2 separate regions of the Homo sapiens genome follow, and region 2 is linked to region 1. Evidence: chromatin loops called from intact Hi-C (ENCODE). Cell type or tissue: heart left ventricle. All regions are shown on one strand. Region 1 has its middle 17 kb from the start of MAD2L1. Region 2 overlaps SYNPO2 (synaptopodin 2).

The links. Hi-C counts contacts between places; a loop is a spot of excess contacts. Peaks named below come from ENCODE experiments on the same cell type or tissue, not always from the same donor. Only the 100,000 strongest peaks of a DNase experiment are listed, where the experiment ranks them.
Region 2: it touches region 1 in a loop (5-fold over the local background); 34 of 110 quality-filtered maps call a loop at or near these places.

The regions. Positions count from the first base shown.
Region 1 is chr4:120,047,228-120,052,227 of GRCh38, forward strand. No RefSeq gene overlaps it. Among named protein-coding and RNA genes, the nearest start is that of MAD2L1, 17 kb to the right of the region's middle. RefSeq lists an enhancer at 2,472-2,851. In heart left ventricle, a CTCF peak has its summit at 2,854 (motif pointing left); a DNase peak (open chromatin) is centred at 2,804; H3K4me3 peaks cover 696 bases; H3K27ac peaks cover 556 bases.
Region 2 is chr4:118,979,081-118,984,080 of GRCh38, forward strand. All of the region lies in intron 1 of SYNPO2 (synaptopodin 2), which reads left to right. The region is part of intron 1 of SYNPO2-AS1 (SYNPO2 antisense RNA 1); the gene reads right to left. Among named protein-coding and RNA genes, the nearest start is that of SYNPO2-AS1, 3.1 kb to the right of the region's middle. In heart left ventricle, a CTCF peak has its summit at 2,893 (motif pointing right); no DNase peak of the experiment used is centred here; H3K4me3 peaks cover 836 bases; H3K27ac peaks cover 4,141 bases.

The DNA.
Region 1 (5,000 bases):
AGAAAAATCGCTATAAAATATGTAAAAATGGAAATGAGAAAGAAATGTAAACGTTTTAATATAAAATATCAAGTGAACACAAAAGAAGACAGTAATGCAGAAAATTATTGACAAAAAACTACAAACCATATAGAAAACAAGTAGCAAACTGTTAGAAGTCCCTTTGTTGTTAGTAATTACTTTAAATGTAAATGCATTAAACACTCCAATTAAAGGATTGGCCAAATGGATTAAAAACCATAATCCAAATATATGTTACGTGCAGGAGGCTCACTTTATTTTTTTTTAATTTTGAAATTTTTTATGAGATATGGGATCTCACTATGTTGCCCAGGCTGGACTCGAACTCCTGGGCTCAAATGGTCCTCCTGCTTCAGCCTCCCGGGTTGCTATCACTACAGGCATATACTACTGCGCCTGACATTGAGATTCACTTTAGATCCAAAGGCACAAATAGATGGAATGTGAAAGAATGAAAAAAAGATGTTCCATGCAAACAGTAACCAGAAGCGAGAAGAGATGGCTATACAAATATTTTTTTAAAAAAGCTTTAAATCAGAAAAGACAAGAACAAGAGACAAAGGAGGAGACAAAGAAGGACATTGCACACTTAGAGGGTTCAACCCAGCAGAAGTTATAACAAGTATAAACATGCATGCATCTAAAAACAGTCAATTAAAATACATAAAGCAAAAACTGAAAATTGCATGGATAAATAATCAGTTCTACAATAATAGTTGGAGATTTTAATATCCCACTGTCAATAATGAATAGGACAACCAGACAAAAAATAGGTAGGAAATAGTGAACTTAAACAACACATGAATCAGCTATATCTATCAGACAAAATTATGATTACAAAAAGAAGCATGGTGGTTACCAGGGGCTGGAGGGAGGGGAGAATGAGGGGTTATTGTTTAATGGTAATAGCATTTCCATTTTACAAGATGAAAAAGGTTATGGAGATGGATGGTGGTGATGGTTGCCCAACATTATGAATGTATTTAATACTACTGATTGTACACTTAAAATAATATGATGGCAAATTTATGTTATGTAAAAAACAATTTAAAAAACTAGAAAAAAATGAGAAAAAAGCCAATAAAAATTATTCTTGTTATTTATTTTAATTTGATAGATGAGCTCTTAATAGAATAACAGTGACAGAGTCTGTGTCTCAGTCAGCTCAAGCCACCATAACCAAATCCCATAGACTGGGTTACTTAAACAACAAAAGTTTATTTCTCACAGAAAAAAATTATTTCTCACAGGAGGTTTAAAGTCCAAGATCAAGGTGCTGGCATTTTCAGTTTCTGGTAGGGGCTCTCTTTCTGGCTTGTAGACAGCCACTTTTTAACTATATTTTTACATGGCAGGGAGAGAGAGAGGTGAGGGCGTCAATATATGAATTTAGGGGGACACAATTCAGTCCATAGCAGTCTCTCATTTATTTCTTTAAACTGAATTTTCACCCTAAAAATCACATAGAAGAGATAGTACAAGGTGATGCTATGCCAGTAATACCAACATTTAAGCACATCACAAAGACAAAACTACACTATTTCCTCTTTCTCTCTTTCTCTCTCTTTCTCCCTCTCTCTCTTTCTCCCTCTTTCTTTTCTATTTTCTTAATTCTATTTTTTCTCTTAAAATTTTTAATCGATGATAAAATGTCTGTATAGAAAAGGAGGTTGTATACTGTTAAGAGCATGAGCTCTGGAATCAAACTACTACCTGGTTTTGAACCCCTGATCATTACTCACTACCTATGTGACACTGGGAAAACCAGTTATACTATTAAAGCCTCCATGTCCTCATCTGCAAGACAGAGATGATGATAAGTTACCTCATAGGGTTGTTATGAATTTTAAATAATACCATAGAAAACTTTCTATGGTACCCAACATAGCAATCTCTCAGCTAATGTCAATTATGCTTATGGGAAGACTTTACATTTCAAAATAGCAAGCAATATTACAGATATTCTTCCATGACCAAAGGGAAGGCAGAGAGAAAAGGTAGTAAAGTCAATCGAGCAACTACAGGTGGCCAAGCTCTTTGCCAGGTAGTTCATGTACATCATTTGCATTTCCTCGAAGTAGCCTTATGAGATAAGAATTTTCATTTTTACAGATGGAGAAACTGAGGCTCCATCAGTTAAGTAACCAAGAGCCACATACCGAACAATTCAGAGAGTCCAGTGTGTCTGATTCCAAAGTCACATGGTGTTTCCACAACGAAACATTGTTTCCTCCCAGATGTGTGTTGGCTCGGGGGGCAGGACTATATTTTAAAGCACATCGCATTTAGGCAGGCTCCTAAATTATTTAGCTGGCATGTACATGCGAATATCGTCATCATCCTTCAGCGTTTGTATTCGGTGCTCATACTCCACTCAATCTCTCCTCCCCAAAATGGCTGGTTCTGGAACCCCTAAGCACTTGGCAGCATGTTACCAACTCTCAGACAGGAAGTTTTCATTCTCTTCCACAGTTGATAGTCGATGCCTGAGACTTTAAGGAGCCACACCGCGGGCTTGAGAGACGCTGGGAGTCGCAGTCAGGACTGCGAAAGAACTCAAGTGATGATTCACCTCCTGAGGTCTACTTGCTCACATCTCTATGGCAGATACCGGGCTGCGAATTGTGGCTCCCTTTTGACTAAACCTTTTCACTCCCTGCTTAGCCTGGTCTCTATCCTGGGTCACTGCCACTGTGAGTAGTTTCGCTTCTAATTCTGGCCATCTGGACCTCTACTTCCCAGTTCCTGATTTTTGCCTCCACAAAGTGAAGGATGCCCAGGCCCTGAGAGCAAGCACGTACTCCACTGCCCTTTGCTGCCCTCTGCTGACCATAACTGGAAATGATGGTTACTCTTTCAGGCCCTGTCTCAAGGCAGGTACTACAGTGAGAAGAACGAAGCCTGGAACACAAAATTTTGAGGGTGAGCCCCCAAACTAACTAAATTAGATAAATAATATTTTAATGCAATAGTTTTAAAAGTCAAAATAACTGTAAAAAATACATGATGAACAAAATATGTAAATGTACCCTAAATCATACTCCTAGCTTCTGTGTACACAAGCCATGGCATCTGTCTTTTTATTAAAGGGAAAGTCCTAGTATCACAGTAGAAAACCATGCTACCAGTATTGATCACCTTTTTTCCATCATTCACATAGATTTTTAAAACTCACAAAATTTAGAAGAAATAAACAGCAAAAATGAGAACGTCCAAGTGGAGCAGATATACTAGGTGACTCCTGAAGAAAGTAGGTAATTAAGAGAACAGAAGAAAAATTGATCTTTCAACAAATATTAACATCTTCATAGTTAAGAAGCAAATGAATGGGTGGCTAGAATCAAGCACAGTAAAAAATGTTTATGTTTTATGTTTAATTTCTTGGATATTAAAGATATAGGCTAAATGAATAATTTCATAAGAAGGCTTGAAGATTGAGTTTATGGACTCCTTTTCTATCTTGTCACTTGGAACATTCATCGTTCAGTATTAATGAACTAGATTACATTTTCTCCCCTTAATAGGTAGACTCATGCTATTTGATCAATCAATAAGGGGTAATTCAATAATCAGGATAATGAAAATGCTATTTCAATTTGTAGAGTCAACAAATCAACGAAACTGGAAGACAATAATAACTATAAAAGAGAATCTAACTAGTATTAAAATTGATAATGGAAAAAACACAAAAGTCTGAATGTTAAGGTAGCAGAGAGATGTGGCCAGCAATGTCAGACACAAATTCTTGTACCTTCTATAGCAAGGAATCAACATACTAAAATTGATGTAACAAAATATAGAGCTTGAACATATTCTTTAAAATTATAAAGATAACCACCAGAAGAAAATAATATGACTAGAAAAACTCAGGAGTAGATGGATAAAGAAATACGAACTAAGTTTCTCATCTTTCAATAGATGTGACCTAAAGTTGAAAAACAACAACAAAAAAAATAGTAATATTAACATATGCTTAAAGGTATGGTGATAACCACTAACAGAACAAAACATGTTTGAAAATAAGGAGCTAGATTAGACGTGGGGAGTGGGGGAATGAAGACAGGTGGATAATTTACTCTTCACTTGGTACCATTCTGTACTGTTTGATTTTATTAACTTATGAGCATATTAATTTTACACTATAAAAGTTAAAAAAATGAAAACAAAACTTTCTGCAGCTGCAGCTCTTGGCACTATTTCTTTCCCCAGCTGCAGTCACTCTCCTCATACTCATGGTTAGGTCCAATTGAGACAGGAAGAAATTAAAGGGCAACAGAAAAAGTACCTGCCCTGAAGTTCAGGGTTTCTGGGGTCTTCTTTCAATTTACTGTGTTCTGTCTTTACAGGGGCCTAATTCTTTGGAATACTAACTTTTGACTATTTCAGTCCATCAGATCTAGAATCTCCTTAAAGCTTTGCTAAACTTTGACATCATTCTCTTATTTCTTGAGAAGAGTAAGCTTGACTCCCTGGCTCTTTCTGTGATCCTTGAGTTTTAACTTCTTTTTTTTTTTTTTTTAATTTTGACTATGGTTAACTATTGGTCAGCTGGGACCAACCTGACCTGCCCAGGTAGGAATGAAAAGCATATGGAATAGTGGTGACAATTACTATTATCTGAATAAATACAATATGATATATTATTAAGTTAAAATAGTGCTAAGGGAGTAGAGTGATGGTCACTACTCCATTCCTCATGTTTCCACAAAGGAGAGACTTCACGCTCCTAGAGAGAACGCACCTGAAGATATTTGGGAATAGAGGTTTAATCTAGACTAATCACAGTCTTGCACTGAAGTGCTAAAAGCATGAAATGCAAGACATGAAGAAATCAAAACATCTAAATTTTCTAAGAAGGAATAATGTCTCAAATGTCATTCACTGAGAAAGTAGGTAATATACATGGGGAGTTTGCCAGAAGCATTGCCACTACACCTACCACCACCACCACCACACACACACATACACACACACACACT
Region 2 (5,000 bases), 1.1 Mb before region 1:
TCGTTCTGTGCATTTTGCTTTCTGGCTTGCAGCTCCATGGCACCTCTCATCTCCTTAGCACAAAACAAAAACACCCCTAGAATATGGCTCTGACCTTCCTGTCCAGACTTGCCTTCTACTATTTTCCCTTACCCTCCACAGTCTCTCCTGCTTAGCTATCTCTTGAATAGTGGCTATGCTTTCCTACTGCCGTAGCGTTGTTTTGCCAGTACTGCTTAGCATCTTCTCCCTTCCTGTGGAAAGAAAGAATTTTGTCACCTACAAAAGTCTTTGTATGCTGTAAGGCCGGGTCTCAAGGTAATTTACTTTGTAAACCCCTTTCCTGAGCCAATGACCTAAAATCTCACCCTCAGCTCTAAGTCAGAATCATATACTACCATCTTGTTTATCAAGTACTTACTATTGGCTGCCTTATTTTCTAGTTGTTTACACATGCAACTTTTTACTAGATTGCATGCACTTTGTGGGCAAGGCCTATCCCTGGCCTAACTTTGTATTTCCGTACTGTTTATGACAATGTCTTGCCAATGATATGTGCTCAGTAAATATTTGTTCACTGGTTGGATATCCTTTCATTATCTATACTATATTTTCAGCACAATGACAGGGTAGCAACAGAGGCATCTATTGCAGGAGGCCATACAAATTGTACCTCAGAAATTCATATAACCAGGAATTATAGTCTGAGCAATTACTTTAATAAGTTAGAATCTCTCTGTAATTATAGGTTACAGATGGTGACATAAAAACACTAGGAGGTCAGGAAGTTTCTTCCGCACTCAGCATACTTGAACTAAAAAGAGTGGACATTTCATAATTCTGAGCACCTTGGTCTATTGCTTGGTCTGTGCCTCGTGTTATTCTCAAGAAAGGAGACTGGATCTCAACCATCACTCATCCACACTTGTGTTATCTTTAAGCACTGTAGAGGAAAAAACTCTTTTGGAGTTTGAAGAATAAAGTTGGATACATTGCATAGTATATGCGGTTTTTAAGCTAACTTAAAGGGAAAGCTTCCTGAATGAAAATAAATCATATTAGTTTAATGATGGCTGCTATTAATAATGACATATATACCCATATATAGTATAGTGTAGTAAAAACTTTTCATCTGTTTTCTGGAAATCTTGATTTTCAACTCTTTCTAATGTATTTTTCTTTTGGGGGCCCACTCAGACCTTACAATATGTCTTCTAGAGGCACAGAGTGAAAAGCCTTGTTAGTCTGCTGATGTGCCTTCAGACCTTCTCCGGACTATTCCTTGACCAGAACCATCCCTTTTCTAGCTGGCTTTTCTGGTAGAGTCTATCCACACTCCTAGAACTGTCTACTGTTTGCTTGGCAAGGTCTACCTAGATCCTTCCTTGGCCTGCATCCTCCTGGGAGCTGTGGGGTCACCATGAGCCTTGTTACTTCTTTCTTTTCCCCCCTTCCCCAGCACACACCCACACATGCCATCATTCCACCGACTGGACTAATTTTATCAGAAACTAGACTTGTAAATTAACAGAGACATATATGATTTCACTTACAATTTGAAAAAAAAAGAACTTGATTAATAAGTGTCAGCATCACCATTCAGAGTATCTATAACTATCACAGCATAAAGTAGCTGGAAAAGAAGCACATATATAGAATCCAGTGGTTTTCAGATTCCAATTTATAAAATGGATAAAAGTGAACCTGGTTTAGTTAAAGAAGGGAGGGAAAGAGGACGCTGCCTCTTAGGCCTCATCCTGGTGGTGGCATGTGTGGCATGCCATCTGCACATAAGCCTATGAACCCCTAATCTGAGTTACATGAAACACTTTGCCTATGTGGAAACTGAGTCTGGAATGGTTAAGCGACTTGCTCACAGTCACATACCCAGTTTGTGGCAGAGCTGATTCTCAATCTCAAGTTACTAAGCACAGTTTCCTTTTTCTGGGCTTTTCCCACAGCACCAAATAACTGCTAGATAAAGCACTCTTTCCTGCTCATTGCGCTGGTCCAGTTTATCTCTGTGCCCAAGAGCAGTTTAGAAGAACTAGCATTTTCCATGCAAAAATCTTTGTTGAAGGAGATTCATGATTAACTGAAATCACCCAAAGTACCACAAACAATGCAACAAACCATGAAGGACAGCACAGCGTGTGTTTTTATCTGACCCATTTGTTCCAGGATGGGCTCTCTAGTTGAACAGCCTAACAGCCCTGCAACCAACCTGTCTCATAAGCCCTGCACAGAACAACCCAGCAGAATTCCTAAGCCTGCTCACATAAACAACCAGAGAAGTTAATCATAGGCATGAGAGACTTTTGGTGGTGGCCAATTAGAGCAGACCCCCCACAGAGCTTCATCATAGGGTAGCCACGTCAATGTCAATACCCTCCTCCGTGCAACAATCCTTGTGATTAATGTAATTACCATAATTACTGACCTCTCTTCTGAGAGTCTTGGCCACATGGAAGAGTTGAATGTTTTCCCTGAATGCGTTGTCTCCATACAATGTATGCCCTTAATTATAGAACATGATGTCATAAGTTCTGATTAGGGGGTTGCCCTAGAGGAGCTGAGGATTGGCCCCAAAGGCATAAGGGGGCCAGTTCAACTCATAGCCCACCCTAGTCCTCCCGGTCACATGCAGGTAGCCAGTTACTTGGTAATTAACAAAACAAGCTTGTGGTTGTTGCTGTCGTCCATTTTACTCCTATGTCTTTTGGGGCCTTCTTGGGAAATAAAGGCTTCCTTTTTCCTCATGTACCTCATAATTATTGTGCCCCAGAACTGCACATAATTATTATTATTTTTCCATTCAGGAGTTAATGCTTCAGCCAAACAGGTCTGGACGGAAACCCAGTTTGCGTTCAGAGGAAAATAGTTGACTATTCTCAGACTAGACCACTTGAGGGCGGCATTGCCTTAGGAGAGTGTGTTTTGACCAACTAATACATAACCTAAGGAGGAAATATGCAGCGTGGGTGTCACAGGCACATCACTGTAGTTCAGGGAATAAAACCACAAAAAATGAGAACATACTTCCAGGGAGTCAACTCACATTTAGGAATGAAGGAATAAATGTCTAATTTTAAATGTGGTTGCAAAGTTTTTTTTTTACATAACAGAATTGCTTGAGGCAGGCGCGCTGTAAACCATTTATATGGGGAGGGATTTATTCTGTGAAATGAAGTGCTATTGAAAAAAAAGATAATGTCCAGTGCAGTGTAGGAACAAAAAAGGCAAACTAAAATATATTGCACAATGAAGACTGGGGACAAAATCATGAGTATGTTTGCAGGTCTTCATAACCCTCTCGGATGCACATAGTTCTTCACCATGGACATGTCCCCATTATAACCTCTTTTAATTTGGCAGGGAGCTGCTCCTTTGCCTTTCCTTCATATTTTGGGGGTCAATCCAGATGAATGAGAGAAAATAAAAGAGGGGGAAGAGAAGAGAAGGAGGATGGTATGCCCCTCTGTACTTGGAGAATCACTAGCGGTGGTCTCAGTCACAGGGAGACAGACTGGTTCCGCTCATCTCTGATCCTGCCCCAGTAAATTACTTGCAGATATCTTTTTGGTAGTTTTCACAGGATGCTAATAAACTGATCAGCCTAGTATGCTAGAGATATTTAAGTTCTCTTTCCAAATATCACTGCATACATACCTAAATAACAGACCAATCATTGATTTCCAGAAACCTGTCTGGAAGGCATTCTACATTCTTTCCTTTGCTTCTTTTTATGGGCCACAGAAAGAACACGATAGTTCTTGAATACATTTCCCAGATTGTCCAAAGAGGTCAAACTCTTAATGTTAAGCACAGTTCTTTTGAGACTGTGGTTGTGGGGGAGAAATTAAAGAAAGATCTGGAAGCTAATGGAAGCTACTCAGATGAGTAGCTTCTTTAGTGCAACCTCAGCTGGAACGTCAGTGACTCTTGAAAATTCTTTCTTCCCTCCCAAGTCAATATCCTATCAAATTGCTTTCTGTATTTTTTTGCAAATCTCCAAACAGAAACTCATGGAACACAGAGGTAATCTTGGCTACTTTGCAGAGATGGCCAAGGAGATTAGGTGTGAACTTCTCCGGTTTTCTTCCCTTCATTGTTAACTTTGCCTTTATTCATCCCTTTCAGTCTTTTCCAGGATCTTGTTCCATCAAACATCTCCCTACCTCCACCCTTTTCTTTTCAACCTTTTCCTCTGTACTTAATGGGGAAAGTTCTTTACCTCATTTCTCTTTCCAGCATCTATTCTCTCTGCCTCCATTCACACTAGATTCCTTGAAACAGGTCTACACCAGACACCCCCATGCTCTGGCCTTCCTTTACTATTTCCCTTGCATTATTTTCTCCGGAAACTACCCTTTAAACCCCACCCATGAGCTACTCATCTCCAGGTGGCTCAATGGTTTCTTCTCAGCTCTTCCTCTTAGTGCATTACATTCCTATTACCATGATGGCAGCATTGATCTAAAATCCCCTGACCTCTCTCCCTTTGAAATACTTTCTTCATCAGAATTCAATAACAAGCATACTCACTCGCTGAACATTTCTCCTTAGTCTCTGTTGGCCCCACTTCTACTTCCTCCTTGATATAAGAATTTTTCAGTACTCAGCCCCTTTATCTGCTGTGTTCTTTACTGAGCTCATAGAATCCTACAACTTTAACTACCACCTCTTTGCTCATAACTCCTCAGTAATATTTCTAACAAGCTACGTGCCTGCCCTTCCAACAGGATATTTGTCATTTCCACATCTATGTCCTATATCATAGGCAAACATTTCCAAAACAGAACTCATCTTTCCTGCACAGCCTCCCCATATCCTGGTCCCAAACTGAGTTCCCCTCCTTACCTTTCCTCAACTCTCAAGTCAAAATTTCAACTATCCTTGACTTCCCCTTTGTCATTTGTAAGTTGACTGGACATGGGGAGCAGAGGATTATGAAATGTCTTTTCAGAATCCCCCTTCTACATGCGTTGAGAGTACTCTATTTCCAGCCTTCATTTCATCAC